Linked DNA regions of Homo sapiens: region 1 is linked to region 2. Evidence: read pairs that join two places in POLR2A ChIA-PET (ENCODE). Cell type or tissue: MCF 10A. All regions are shown on one strand.

Region 1 (8,000 bases), 120 kb before region 2:
CCCTTAGCTTCCCCAATCCATCCTTCCAATGCAGTTTTTTCATAAATTTTGGTAAATTCATTTTCAGTGTTTTTCATTGCTATGACTGTATATATATTTACATCTAAATCAAGAAGTGTGAATGAATAGTACACTCCAGGGAAATCAGGTGGCCAGCTGGCTTTTTCTTCATGTAGCCCCAAAGGTCAATGCGTTACTGGTCGAGGGTGTCCAGGTTCTTGGCATCTTCCACAAAGAATTGGACACAATGCACAAACAAAGCAAGAAAAGAATGAAGCAGCAAAACCAGAGATTTACTGAAAACGAAAGTACACTCCACAGAGATGGAGCGTCCCAAGCACAGGAGCTGAAGAGCCTAGTTACATAATTTTCTGGGTTTAAATATTCACTAGAGGTTTTCCATTGGCCACTTGGTGTATACCTCATGCAAATGAAGTAGTGGCCCACATCAGTCTGATTGGTTGCAGAAAGCAATCAATCAAAGGCTGAAGTGAAGTTAAACGGTTACACTCTATGCAAACATCTGATTGGTTGTGGAAAACAACCAATCACAGGCTAAAGTGAAGTTACAAAGTTATACTTCTATGCAAATGAAGACTTGGCTACCAATCAGTCTGATTGTGGAAAGCAACCAATCAGAAGTATTTTAAATTTTCCATCTGCCATGCAGGAAAGAGGGGGTGGTTTGCAAAGGGAGTAGCCTGTGGTCTCTTTGTTACTTAGATGTGGAAAGTCGGGGTTTTCCTTTTGATACAGTTCTAGGAAGTCAGTGGGAATTGGCCTTAGGTTCCCTACCTCCAGACCCTATTTTCTTGCGTCAAATGTCTCTAGAGAGACGCTGTATTTTTTCTGAGGTGGTTCATCTCCCCACATCCTGCTTGTGGTTGTATGATTGGTTATTGTTATTCTGAAATTCAGTAGGGGAACTTGAAAAAGGCTTTACAATTTCAAATGCAGATCACTGACTCTGTTTCAAATGGGTCATCTCATCTTCACTCTTCTCTATTCCTAGTTCAGTTTCAAAGTATCTCCTCCACTACTAGTACTGGGAAGACGTAGGACCTGACTCCTTACAGTGTGGATAGTAACCTGGGAATCTAACTGTTGCTTATACAGGCTTTCAAACAGTCCCTCGACTTTGCTTTTTACACACTGTGGCACCAAACCTTTATAGACTCCAATGGGGATGACACCAGGTTCAAGAGGCCAAAGAAGAGACCCAGAGCCAGCAAACAAGACATGGGGTTGTACTGGGGGCTAAACACAGGGGAGAGCCCAGTGGTGGTGGGCGGAACAGGAGAACCCCACGACCCAGGGGCAGTAGGCTGAGCAGAAGAATCACAACCACTTGCAAAAAGCATGCAGGTTTTACAGCATTTTCACTTAGCCCCTGCCTCCTAATAAGCTCCACCTGGAAACTTGCATTTAAACCAAAACAAATGGCCTCAATCCTCTGTACAGCTCACATTCCACAGGACAGGATGGGGCCTAGATGTTCCTTATAGATAAGGAATGAATCTCTGCGTTGTCCTCTCCCACATTCCTTAGCTTGGAACTCTGAACCGCATTCAGGTGCACCTGCTATACAGGGTCATTCTCAGGGTATGCGTAAATTATTGCTATCAGGTGCATTTAACACACATACACACAAACACAGAGACACACACACACACACACACATTGACACACACAACCCTACCTTCTGAGATACTTGGCACTTCCAATTCATGAGCATTTTCAGGATTCTGTGGGACGAATCAGCTAATTCCTATTAGTATCCTCATTTATGGGTACTCTTAAATTGTTAAGTCTACTGATTACATTTAAAATGTACTGGGTAGAGGGAGAGGTGGGAGAAATAGGAATTTATCTTCAAATAAGCAATAAAGCATCAATTGTGTTGGGTTCATTGCATATCTGTGATTATAAATAGACTTTTAATTTGTCTATAGAGTTCTGTCTATCCTCCATGAGCTTGGCGTGACAAGTCTGGTTTTGTTTTGTTTTGTTTACCTTGACAGATAAGAAAGGAATCTTGAAGCAGCACTTGCCTTGTGTCAGGGGATTTAACAGGACAGGTCTGGGCCCCTGAACTACAGGTGATGTTAAAGAACCATGACTTTAATCTTTAAAATATTCTACAATTGCAGGAACATGTGAGAGCAAGAGTTGAACTCTGTGTCTCAAAAGTAACAAAAGGTCTCACATTTCATCCCTGGCCAGAAGGAGTTAGAAATGCCTGTTCTGGGCACCTTGCATCCAGGCAGTAAGTTTGAACCATCAATCTGTACTGGATCTGTGTTTCTTCCCTTCATGGTGTGGTTGGGATTGGTGTAGCTGTCAGGTGGAACTGTTACACCAAAATGTCCAGGGCTTAATGGAATCCATCATTAATATGGTCTCAAAGATTTTTACATATTTATAGTTTTCTCCATTCCTACATGATGACAGAATGTGAAGGATGTATTCACTTTTTGTGTCACAGCTAAAGATAATTATCAAGCTAATATATTCCTTGCCTGTTTATTTTTTCTTTAAAGAAAGGGTCTCGATCTGCTGCCCAGGATGGAGTGCAGTAGTACAATCATAGCTCACTGCAGCCTCAAACTCCTGGCTCAAGAGATCCTGCCACCTCAGCCTCTCAAGTAGCTGGGACTATAGGCATGCATCACCACACCCAGCTAATTTTTTTAAATTTTTTGTAGAGATGGGGTCTTGCTATGTCGTTGCCTAAGCTGATCTTGAACTCCTGGCCTCAAGCAATCCTTCTACCTTGGTCTATTTATATAAATATTGGTATTATATCCAGAACAAAATAATGGGGTATAAAAATGATTAAGACTTGACCATTTGCTATTATCTGAAAATAATCTTAACACACTAAATAATAAATAACTATATCCCACTCCTTAAATCCTAAAAAGCAGGGGTAGGGGAATCTTAAGTGGTGACCCTTTTCTGGTAAAACACTAAAAACCATCTTAAAATACTAAGAAAAATCTGAAACAATAGTAGAAAAATAAAAAATTCTACATATAATTTAAAGAAAGTTCTGATATGGAGGTTAAAACTGGATGACAGAGCCATTGACCACACTGAGGTGGCAACATCTTCAGTCACAGCTCACAGCAGTCGTGGGCTTTCCACGAGTGGGACTCCCTGGAAAACTTACACACAATCTGATCACTAAAAGCAAAGATCCTCAGGTATACATCTCAAAGAGAAGAGCCTTACATTTTCTCCTGTGTGACCTAAAGCAATGACATGGGATTTTTGCACCTCAGTTGCCTTATCTGAAAAAAATGGGATGCCTGCCTCCTAGGATTGTTTGACAATTAAGAGTAAAACTCTTAGATGAGTGCACAGCACAGTTTAACTGTTACCAATTAGTATTATTACCTCACACCTAAGGAAAGAAGGAAATAGACAAATGGGAAAAAAAAGGTGGGGGTGGTTAGAATTAGCTAAAGGTGATGCCCTAATCAAACAGCCCAGGGTCTCTCCCTTCTGGTCCTAAATTGTATTTCAATTCAGGAAATTCCAGGATTGCATCAGCCGAATGAGGTAACTGGCTTGTCATCTGAACACTTTGCCAGCACGTGATGCTATTATGTGAGCCCGCTGTTCCAACGTGAGTCACACATGTGAGCTGCAGCCACTTCTGCAGATGGAATAAAGTGTGTCAAGGTACAAGAACTGTACTTTCTCCTTTTTTTCTCACCTTGAACCTGAAAATCATGTGGGATTAATTTCCTAAGTATTTGCTCTACAGTTAACTCCAAATTATCCATGCTAGTGGAGGGAAAGAAAGACACAGATGGACATGAACAGTGACTGCTTCAAAAATGCCTTATAACTTGTGACTTTTGTAGTTAGAATTCTATATTGAGAATTGGTACCTAAATGTTCTGGAAACAAAACTTGAAGCAAAGTAAGTCTTGCTCGCCAGGCACGGTGACTCATGCCTGTAATCCCAGCACTTTGGGATAATGAGGCAGGTGGATGGCCTGAGCCCAGGAGTTCGAGACCATACTGGGCAAAATGGTGAAACCCTATCTCTACCAAAGAGATTTTTTTAAAAATTAGCTAGGCGTGGTGGCACATGCCTGTGGTCCTGGCTATTCAGGAGGCTGAGGTGGGAGGATCACTTGAGCTTGGGAGGTCAGGACTGCAGTGAGCCATGATAGTGCCACTGCACTCCAGCCTGGCCAACAGACTGAGACTGTCTCAAAAAAAATTAAATTAAAAAAATTTAAAATTAAAGTAAGTCTTGCTAGAAGACTGACCCCAGACAAACCAGAAAATTCATCCCAGACTTCATTCCATAACCTAGTACAAAACCATGCTGTTTTTCTCTTCTGAGGCAAGAGGAGCCATAGCATCTGATGGGGGACATTATCAGCCTAACTTGCATGGTTGCATTCTCATGCACTTCATGGGGAGAAGGAAGATAGTTAATCATTCCTGACAGCTGAATATAATTGTGACTAGAGCCTCAGTCTCTTTATCATTCTGAAGGTGGTATGCAATAGAAAGAAATAACAAAGAAAATGATGATATCACCTGAGAGTTTAAGTTATTTTTTAAAATTCATGAATAGTATAGTTTATGCAATACGTAGAAATCAGCTCTTCAGTAGACTGACCCTGGGAAAACTGGTTGGAGTTTTTTTGTTTTGTTTTGTTTACAAGGGTGGAGACAGCAAGGAAGGAAGGGAGAGAGAAATATCAGACTTACAATCAATGATACACACACACACACACACACACACACACACACACACACCAGTTTTATTGAGTTGTAATTACTTTTTGAGACAGGGCTGGAGTGCAGTGGCATGATTACAGCTCACTGCAGCCTTGAACTCCTGTTCTTAAGCAATCCTCCTGCCTCAGCCTGCAAAGTGCTGGAATTATAGGCATGAGCCACCATGCCTGGAGAGCTGTAATATTTTTTAGTGAACTCTACTATGTGGTAAAACTCTAAATCATGATTTTCAGTAAAGCCCACTGAAGCCAGTTCACCTACGAGATACTTTCTACAAAGTTTAACTCTTCAAGTATGCACACACTTTTTTAATGTATGAATTTAGAAATGATTGCCTAAACATTTTGTTTCTAAAATACAAGATGATGCACATATTCCATTTCATTATTTCTTTCTGCAGAACATAAATTCATGGTGAACGGAACCATAATGAATTATTTAGCCAAGCCAGTATTTTTGACTTGAGCTAAGATGACTGATATGGTTTGGCTCTATGTCACCACCAAAATCTCATGATGAATTGTAATCCCCAGTGTTGGGGGAAGGTGGGAGGTGATTGGATCATGGAGGTGGATTTCCCCCTTACTGTTCTCATGACAGTCAGTGAGTTCTCACGAGATCTGGATGTTTAAAAGTGTGTAGCACTTCCACCTTAGCACTTTCTCTCTCTCTTCCACCATGTGAAGATGTGCCTGCTTCCGCCATGACTGTAAGTTTCCTGAGGCCTCCCTAGCCATGCTTCCTGTATAGCCTGTGGAATGGTGAGTCAAGTCACTCTCTTTTCTTCGTAAATTACCCAGCCTCAAGTAGTTCTTTTTAGCAGTGTGAGAACAAACTAATACAATGACCATATTATCTCTAAGTACACACTTTGCTGTTGTCAGCCACAGAAATAAAACCAGGTTTAGGATGGAAGTCCCTGTTGGCACTCAGAAGCCATCTGAAGGCCAGTTTTCATTTTTTCTCTGCATTTTCAGCCTGTACAGCCTTTTCATTTTTTCAAAAAAGAGAAATATATGATAATGGTTGAAAACAGACTGCAAATATGTAATTCACTCTTCAGAAATAACTGTGTGTAAACTTTTATATTTTAATGCACATGTATAATTTGTTAATAAATGTAATCTGATAAAATAAAAACTTCAGGCAAATTAAATTTAAAGGAGTTTGAGCAATAAATGATTCATGAATCAGGCAGTCCCCAGAATCACAGCAGATTCATAGAGTTTCCAGTACAGCCACGTGGTGGAAGATTTATAGATTAAAAAACAGGAAGTGATGTACAGAAATTGGAAGTGAGGTACAGAAACAGCTGGATTGGTTACAGCTCGACATTTGCCTTACGTGAACACAGTTTGAACACTCAGCAGTGTATGAGTGGTTGAAGTATGGCTGTTGGGATTGGCCAAGACTCAGCTCTTGTTACAGGCACATGCTCCTAAGTTAGGTTTTCAATCTTGTCTACCTATTAAGTTAGATTACAGTTTGTCCACAAGGACTCAAATATAGAAGTACAGAGTCCTTCTCAGGCCATTTTTAGCTCAATTTAACAAATCATAATCAACAAATTAAGTAACCTAATTTTTTCACTTGCAGTGTATCATGGGCATCTTTCTTGTTAGAGCTGATAGAAACATCTCGCATATTAAGGGTTGAGTGGTTCTCAAACTTGACTGCACATTAGAATTACCTGGGGCACTTTAAAACAGTGCAAATACTGGGCCTCATTCTCAAACAGATAATCAGAACCTCTGAGGGTGGATCCTGGAATTACGAGTTTTTTAAGTGTTTCTGGATTCACAAGTGCAGTCAGGGTTGAGAATCACTTATCAATCTGATTATTTTTTAATCTGCATAGTATTATGCATGTATCATATTAACCCTCTCCTACTGATGGACACTTAAGTGGTTTTGAATTTTTCTACTACATGCAGTGCTGCAATTAACATTATTTTATATACATCTTTGCTTATTTGGCCTTAGGATAAATTCCCAAATGTGGAATATGCATATTTAAAATATTAATACATGTTACCAGATTCTTTTCCAGAATGATATATCCCAAAGTACCAGCCAACCAACTTTCCTACCCTGGGAATTGATATTTTTCATTTTTGTCAGTTTGGTGGATTGAAAACAATCCTCTTTCATTTGAATTTCTTTGCTTATTAGTGAGGTTGAGAAACTTATGAGCCATTATTCTGTCTCCTAAATTAACTCTAAATAGAGTCAAGTACAGACTAAAGTGAAAGTTCTAACTGGATTATTTATTTAGCAGGTAGAAGTTGGGGAGAACAGTAGCTCCAAAGAATCATGAAATTATAGTGTTGAAAGAAAACTTAGAGATATCTAGTTTAATTCTGAGTAATGTCGTGACTTGATTATTTTCCCATCCAAAGGTGAATGTTACTAACACTAGAAAATTCAGATGAAACAATAGTGAGGTGAGGAAAAGATATGGCAAAGGGGGAGAAAACCTAAACTGGGTAGGAAAGAAGATGAGAGCAAAGGAGAGGCTGGTACACAGAAAATAGAGAGAAAAGGTGAGTACTATCCTGTGGGTGACTACTGGGTAGGTCCTGCCAAGAAAGCAGGTGAGCCAGGTCTGTGTAGACAAGGGCAAGGGCCACGGGGACAAAACCATGGATAGGAGAGCGGCTTCTCTAGATCAGGGCAGCTGGACACTGCTGCCAGCAACAAACCAGCTGGAAGCTGTTTCCAGACAGACAGACCCGTGTTGGTGTACTGAGGAGAAGCCATGCGAGCACATCCCCCAACACAGGCTGAGGGCTCAAGTTCTCAGATAGGGGAGGTACAAGACAGCAGCCAACAGTAATTTTTTAAAAATGAAATCCAACCAGTACTGCTAGGTGTAGGGTGATGATTTCTGGTAGGTGTATGTTTGGAGCCAGAGAGAGGAGTCGCCTCATAGATATATTAATCAGAACTGATTCTCAGGACAGTCTGGCATCTCCTCTTTTTAAAGACTATCATATCACCATGGTGAAATTCTGGACTTTGGTGGGTATTTGAAGCTGTCCATTTCAGTTTTATAACCTAGACATGGACTCCTCCCTCCTGAACTTTAATAATATAGATGCTCCTGTGCCCACTTTGAGTTGATGGTATACTGAGCCTAATCATCTTCTTACTCTTACTTGATCACTGATAGAGAAGTGGATGCTTCCACCAAGGAAAAGTCTGTTACTCTAGAGTATGAGGACAGAGGTATA
Region 2 (8,000 bases):
CGAAAAAAAAAAAAAGTTATTATAGATCCCCACACTAAGGACTAAGAAATTCTATTATAATCCTGCCTTTCTTTTGGGGTATTAGCTTGTAACCCTAAACAAATTATTCAATCCTTCTAAAAATACCTTCTCACATTTAAAAAATGAGGACAACAATATTTGCCCTGCCTATCTCATAAGCATATTGTGAGGATAAAATGAGACAATGACGATGAAAATACTTGGAAAATTCTTTATCATGATACAAATATAAAATGTCATTTAACATTCGTAGACTTAACGCGTTTGTAGCTCTCTGATATGGTATATCTTGTGTTAGCTAAGATATACCATTTAGTATATCTACTGTGTTAGATGCTCTTCTATGAGTGGGAAATACAGCTTTTCTTGAGAAACTCGGTTTACCAGCAAAACAAAGAGCCAAAGATAATTAGAACATGGTGGTGTGTGTCATTCTAGTCCTCTTGATTTGTTGCTAGTCTTAGCAGGTAAGGGAGGTATAGAGATGACCTGAGATGTTATAGAACCTATAGCCATTGGTGGAGTAACAGACCTGATTGTATAGCAACAAATGACCTGTGTCATTATAAATGTCATTCCGTCTTTATTCTGCTGAGGCACTCACAACTAAATTTAAAATGTACCATTTTCCTAGCAAATTCTCTTGGAAAATGGAGGGTGAAGAACACAAGTATAATATTAAGCAGAAACAACTTTAGTCATCTGGAAAACGTTTGTAATGTAAGTGATATTTGCTTTCAATAAAGAGTAGGCTTATATCACTTTTTTCCAGCCAATTTTAAGACTTGAGTGTTATAAAATATTGTCGTTTCATTATGGTGATGGTGGTGGTAGTGGTGGCAATAATGACAGAACATTTCAGAATGATGTGTCTTAAAAAAACTCTACCCACCAATGCAAAAGTTAGCACTGTGTCACCAGTCTAAGATATACACCTGTACACATTCAGCCACCGGTTTTAGGAGCCACCTATATTCTGGGTGGAGACCCTGTGCTTCTCACGTTTAGCAGTTGTATTAGTGAAGGTTCTCCAGAGAAACAGAAACAATAGATTGTGTATATATTTTATGTATTATTTATTTTTCATATATTTTATATATGAAATTATGTATAATATATGAATATATATATTTCCACACAATATATATATAGTGAAGACTTCAATCTGAAATCTGCAGGGCAGGCCAGGAAGCTGAGAACTTAGGCAGGGATTCTACATTGTAGTCTTGAGGCAGAATTGCTGCTTCTTACACAACCTGTGTTTGCTTTCAAAGCCCTCAGCTGATTGGATGAGACCCACACACATTGTGGAGGGTAATGTGCTCTACTCAGAGTCTACTGATTTAAATGCTAATCATGTCTAAATGTCTTCATAGCAATGTCTATACTGATGTTTGACCAAACAAGTGGGTACCATAACCTATCGAAGTTGATACATACAATTAACCACCGCAGCTGACTTTGGCCTTCAAAGTTCAGTCAATGATTAAGATTACCCAGAGCCTATCCATACCATGTAGATAATCACATTATTTTCCATGTAGATGATCAGTAACCAACAGCTCTGAATGTGAGGTTCTTAGCTTCAATCCTAAGACGTTATCTGTTTCATTCCGGAATATGAAATTCTATGTAGGACTTGCATGGATTCTTTCCAGATGAGGGCTGCCATGTCCCTCCAGTTCTTCTACACTTAAGGTTAGGATTAACACTCCTGTTTTGGTATTTGCTGGACTGAGAGACTACATTTTATAGCAAGTTCCCCGATTTCCCATGTAACTGCTATAATAGCAGTATAGATCCTATGCAATTTCAGACCTCAGCCAGCAATGCAAATTGTTCAGCCTCCCTAGAATTTAAACTCAGACTAGAGTGCTAGGAAGTGCATGTGATTCTCTTACCTTACATTTCCTTGGCTGAAACCCTCTCTGTAAATTTTTCAAACGTCATTCTTTCTTGTCCACCTGCAGTGCTTTTTGATATTTCTTTAAAAGTGGCGGCTGGATCAACTTCAACAACAACAAGAAAAATCCTGAAAGAAAGCATTAGGCATTCAGAGTGACTGTGATGACACCATCCATCTCTCCATCCAGACTTCTATCTGGTGTCTTCTGGTACTTACTTTGAGCCCAGGATGAGCTCAGGAGCATCAGAAGAAATGTGTAGTTATGGCCCATGCTCTCTGGAAAGTTAAAATCTAGTTAGGGGACATGGAACTGATGCTTATAGTGAAGCTTACCAAAGAGAAGACATTTATCTGACCAAATACTTGGAGTTCATTATTTTATATGTTAATAATGAGAGGAGCTTTTCTTATTTCCTGGAAGTTTTAGGCCACAGACATGAACAATTAGATCTCATTGATTAGCCTATTAGAAGGGATTCATTCTTTGAGTTATTAGACCCCACACTTAATCCCAGAAAGAACGCTGAAGTCATTTGAAGGCAGAGTAAAACAGGACTCCTCCTTATTTAAAAGAAAAAGATGTTAAGAGAATATTGACTGAAGTCTGTAAAATCATAAAGGAGGTGGTTTATACAAAAGCAAAAATAACATAATAATTGTATTACTAAGTTTTCAACTATTGTACGCATTCAAAAACAGGGCTGTTTCATTCTAGTCAAATGAAATGCAATGAATTCCCATAATTCTGTTTTGTGTCTTAATTGATTAAAAATCTGTTTAGAAAATTCTGATCAAAAACAGATCTATCTTAAGCAGTTTTTTTTTTTTAACAAAGTATGAGTATATGTTTTACATATTTGCTTTTACTTAGGAAAAAAAACTTACTTAGCAAAATACAACTTGGGTGTAGTAGCATGTGGTATAAACAACGGAACTATTTTACCTTTTACTTTCCTATGAATGAGCCAGTATATATTTATTACTGGAGTTCCAGCTATAAAATTTAGGTGAGGGGTTTAAATATACCCTAGAGTATTATTTAAAAATAAATTTGTTTCTTTCAAATAGAATACCAACCTTGGTCTATGGCATTTGAGAGAGAAATTAAAATATTAAATTTTGATTGCCTAGTAAACTGAAAATAAAGGTTAAATAAATACAAAGCAGAAAAAATATATATACAAAATCACAACCTCTAAAAGGACAAACAGTCCACTGTTCTCTACTGTGGGAGCTTTATCAGCACTGGTGAGTAATTCCACCTCTAGGGTAGGGCTAGCTCTCAAAAATGTAAACAAGTATGTACTTCGTTTATATAAAGAAATGTGCAGCTTGGTTTGTATTTCTTTATAGATATCAAACAGCTAAATGGATTGTTTCAAAGTACCAGCAGGGGCCAGCAAAGAGCTCTTAGAGTTTTTCAGAACAGAATTGGCATTGAGACATGTTTATTTGATGTGCTAAATCCTTTTTAGACTTCTTTACTTACCACAACACTCTCTTAAGTGAATGAATTGCAGAGACAGTGGAATAAAATATCCTGTGTGTTCAAACTATCTTGGGGTATAGTTTTTTTTTTCTAATCTGCATATATTTTTATTGGAATGTTTGCTTAGGCTATTTCTTGGCAGTTTTAATAGTCAAAATATAAATGGCATCATTTAAAGACTGTTCTACTTGGCTGGAAAAGGCCTTAAAATTACAGGAGAAAATGCTTAGTGACAGCTTCTCTTAAACTTTTTTTCTTGAACCTATGCTTCAGTTTTGCAATGGTATTACTAGGTTAATTTTGTAGTTCTGTCCTTAAGCTTTCACTTTTTATGTAACTAGCACTTTGGAAGCTAAAATATGTATCTATTTGATGTAGTGCTAAAGTTTTAATTCATTGTAAAGTTTTGGTATTTCCAAATTTACCTAACTGTTTGAATTCACACATTAAAAAAAAAAAATTAACAGTCCCTATATTAACTAACTTGACTAGATTCCTAGTATGGCTACTATTTGGAAATTCAATCTTTGATTTGATGCTTAATTACATGGGGTTTTGTTCCTACCAACTTCCTGTAATTCTATACCTATGGGTAAAAATATTAGTGGGCAAAGTCGGCTGGAGAAAGTATAGGCACTGTGATTCACATAGTTAAATGTTCATTTAGTAGAGCTGGGGTGAAAAAATACTGTTTCAACTTGAAATGTTAGAAGATTGTTGTTCTTGTGTTACTCATTCATGCAAATTGGAGAAGGTATAATTGAAACAAGGTTGGCTGTGTTTGAGTCAGTGTGCTGCAGCTGAGCTCAGCTTAAAGGTCGCTGGAAATCAAGTGCTTTGTAAGTGAAGGCATTTTGACTACAAGCGATTCAAGACATTTTGGAAACGTCAGTCTCTGGAATGGGTCGTCTTTTTCTTTCTATGATATCTGGTATCTAATGTTTTACTTAGGATAAAGACTACTACTTAATAGCTCTTTTAGGCACCACAAATGATTTTTTCTTTTGATGCAGTGCAGCTGCTTCTAGCCTGTCTACGGACAGAGATCTTTGTTATGACTTTCAGCCCTTAACATGTTTGGAAATGAGAACAAATGGCACAAAGCTTACGATTGCACTTTGCAGCCAGAAGAAGCAATACTTACCCTTTGTCAGAAACCTCCGGAGATGACTTGGATAGCCATGTTCACATGTGCTTCAAAAGACCAACACGGATTTCAACGTCTAACGTTGTTCAAATGAAGCTGACTCCCAGACAGACTGCACTAGCTCCGTTAATAAAGGAAAACGTTCAGTCTCAAGAAAGATCATCTGTTCCCTCATCTGAAAATGTTAATAAAAAGAGCAGCTGTCTACAGATTTCACTACAGCCAACAAGGTACAGTGGATATCTTCAGTCTAGCAATGTCTTAGCTGATAGTGATGATGCTTCGTTTACTTGTATCTTGAAGGATGGTATTTACAGTAGTGCTGTGGTCGATAATGAATTGAATGCTGTGAATGATGGTCACCTTGTAAGCAGTCCAGCCATTTGTAGTGGTAGCCTTAGTAACTTTTCAACCAGTGATAATGGGTCTTACAGCAGCAACGGTAGTGATTTTGGGTCATGTGCAAGTATCACAAGTGGAGGTTCATATACTAACAGTGTCATCAGTGACAGTAGTAGTTATACTTTTCCACCAAGTGATGATACTTTTTTGGGTGGAAACTTACCTTCTGACAGCACCTCCAATAGAAGTGTGCCAAACAGGAATACTACTCCTTGTGAAATTTTTTCAAGAAGTACAAGTACAGATCCTTTTGTCCAGGATGACTTGGAACATGGATTAGAGATTATGAAATTGCCAGTGAGCAGGAACACAAAAATTCCACTAAAACGTTACTCCTCCTTAGTCATTTTTCCTAGGAGTCCTTCAACTACCCGACCGACTTCTCCAACAAGTCTGTGTACTCTTCTGAGCAAAGGATCCTATCAAACTTCACACCAGTTTATTATTTCTCCTAGTGAAATTGCACATAATGAGGATGGCACTAGTGCTAAAGGATTTCTTTCAACAGCTGTCAATGGACTTCGGTTATCTAAAACAATTTGTACCCCCGGAGAAGTAAGAGACATACGGCCGCTTCACAGGAAGGGCTCGTTACAGAAGAAAATTGTTCTTTCGAATAATACTCCCAGACAGACTGTCTGTGAAAAGTCATCTGAAGGATATTCTTGTGTTTCAGTGCATTTCACCCAACGAAAAGCAGCTACATTAGACTGTGAAACAACAAATGGTGATTGTAAACCAGAAATGTCAGAAATTAAGCTTAATTCTGATTCAGAGTATATTAAGCTCATGCATAGGACATCTGCATGTTTGCCATCCTCCCAAAATGTAGATTGTCAAATAAATATCAATGGAGAATTGGAAAGACCACATTCACAGATGAACAAAAACCATGGTATTTTACGAAGAAGTATTTCATTGGGAGGAGCTTATCCAAATATTTCCTGTCTATCCAGCCTTAAGCACAATTGTTCTAAAGGGGGACCATCTCAGTTACTCATAAAGTTTGCATCTGGAAATGAAGGTAAAGTGGATAATTTATCAAGAGACAGCAACAGAGATTGCACAAATGAACTGTCTAATTCTTGCAAGGTAAGTTTCCTTTGGTCTTGGTAAATGTTAATTTATATGAGAATAACTTAATGAAATATTTGGAGAACATTTATTGTAACCAAGCAGTTTTACATATTTTCCTGGTCCTTAGCTAGCAGTATTTTGTAGTCATAAATTTTATATTTGTAAATCTGAAGAACTCTATGTATAGTTTTTTACTCTATTTGTTATTTTACCAGTGTACAAAATGTATATTTTTAAAAATCTTCCTAAGTGATTTAAGCTATAAAACTTTTCTACAACATAAAAAACTTTCTACAACAAAACAAACTTTGAATAACAGTCTATTTCATAACATTTTATCTTGGCATATTTTTCCTTTAAATGATATAGTATTCTTTTGTGTAGCTCAATACTTTATTCCTATTTTCAAATGATCATTTTGTTTTCTCCTCTTCTTAATCATTATGAAATAGAGTAAAATTTAGAATGCTTATTTAAAATATTAAACAAAAACCCATATCAAAGTGTAAAGATCTTTTTATAAATTATCATAGAGAAACTATATCTCAAATACATGTGTTTATAAGATCATTCATAAAAACTATTATGCTGCATGTTTAAAGCAGAGGAAAAATAAATGGCATTTGTATTTGTATATACCCTTAACCACAGGAATTTTGTTTCCACCCTATTTTTCTTTAGCCACGAGTTAATACTGCCCTCTAAAATGTAACTCACTCTTTCAACAATATTGAATTCTAAGTTTTAATATTTTTGAATTTGGTTTAAATTGCTAGGCATTTACCACAATTTTCTATTTACCTTTTCATTTTTTTGACAATTCAGCTTTATTATATTAGTAATTTAACTCTTATGAATCTTAGCCAAAAGTTCTTTATGTAATTTGGCCGTTCCAAAGTATTTAAAATGGTTTGAACTGAAATAGATTTTTTAAATTTCTGTATTTGGAATGTTTTACCAGATTCCAGGAAATTTAAAAAATTTTCTAACTAAAGCAATTTTACATGACAGTACATCATAGTTTTGGGGGGAAAAAACCTTAATCTGTGTTTTTGTAACATCCATTATGTTTATTAAAGATTGTTTTAAAAAAAAAAACTTCTGGATAAGTAACTTTAGGTGAATAAAATAGTAATTGCTAGTTTATTTTCTCTCTTCTGAAATCTGGTAAATATAATAATTGTTACCAATGCCCAGATGTTAATATAAGCCACTACTTTACTAAGGATAAAAAAAGATCAGATTTCAAATTCTGATCTATAATTTAGAATTTTAAATTCCATTTAGGAAACTTTTCTAAAACCAGATTTTAGGAGATTATAATCTAATCAACTGTTTTTCTTCCTGAAAGAAAGAAATGAAGTGGCACTGAGAAGAAACGTTAATAGTATGCTAGTTGAATTAATGTTACTTATAAATTTATTTTACACTTAATGAAATAATCTGAAAGGAATAATTCATGTAGAAATATTTGTAGAAATACCTTAAAATAGTTTATTTTGTGGTAATAATTATAGTTTGTTGTGGATGCTTTTGAGAAGAGTATTTTAAATGTGTTTTTTAATGAAATGTGGATCAAATGCCTTTTGCATTGTTAAAAATATCCACTGTTACTGGTTTTATTTATGCTTAGGTAAGCTAACTTAAATATTTTTTGTGACAATCAAATGTATAACTTTGTGCAGATTCTATCTTTTGGTAGATTATTGGATTATAAAATAATTCAGAAGTGTGCAGTTTGCTGGAGATTTAAATTGTCCCCCCGTTTAATGTTTATTAGACTTCTCTTTATAAAAGCATTGTAAACCATATAGTGACAGTTAAATTTAATTTATGCTATATCTAAATAGATCTAATTGATAAATCAAAGGCTTGTTTTATGGAGAAGATTCTAGTGTTGTTTTTTCTAAATATAGCAGTGGCAACAATAATGGGTTTTAGAAATAATCTTGTGTTTA

What was found. ChIA-PET counts read pairs that join two places held together with the same protein. Peaks named below come from ENCODE experiments on the same cell type or tissue, not always from the same donor. Only the 100,000 strongest peaks of a DNase experiment are listed, where the experiment ranks them.
Region 1: POLR2A ChIA-PET joins it to region 2 with 19 read pairs; 3 of 35 experiments call an interaction of 5 or more read pairs at or near these places.

Annotation. Positions count from the first base shown.
Region 1 is chr15:56,036,262-56,044,261 of GRCh38, reverse strand. No RefSeq gene overlaps it. Among named protein-coding and RNA genes, the nearest start is that of NEDD4, 47 kb to the right of the region's middle. RefSeq lists an enhancer at 2,897-4,096. In MCF 10A, no CTCF peak of the experiment used is centred here; a DNase peak (open chromatin) is centred at 3,591.
Region 2 is chr15:55,913,341-55,921,340 of GRCh38, reverse strand. The region is part of intron 5 of NEDD4 (NEDD4 E3 ubiquitin protein ligase); the gene reads left to right. Among named protein-coding and RNA genes, the nearest start is that of NEDD4, 76 kb to the left of the region's middle. In MCF 10A, a CTCF peak has its summit at 3,329 (motif pointing right); DNase peaks (open chromatin) are centred at 3,280, 4,140 and 5,270.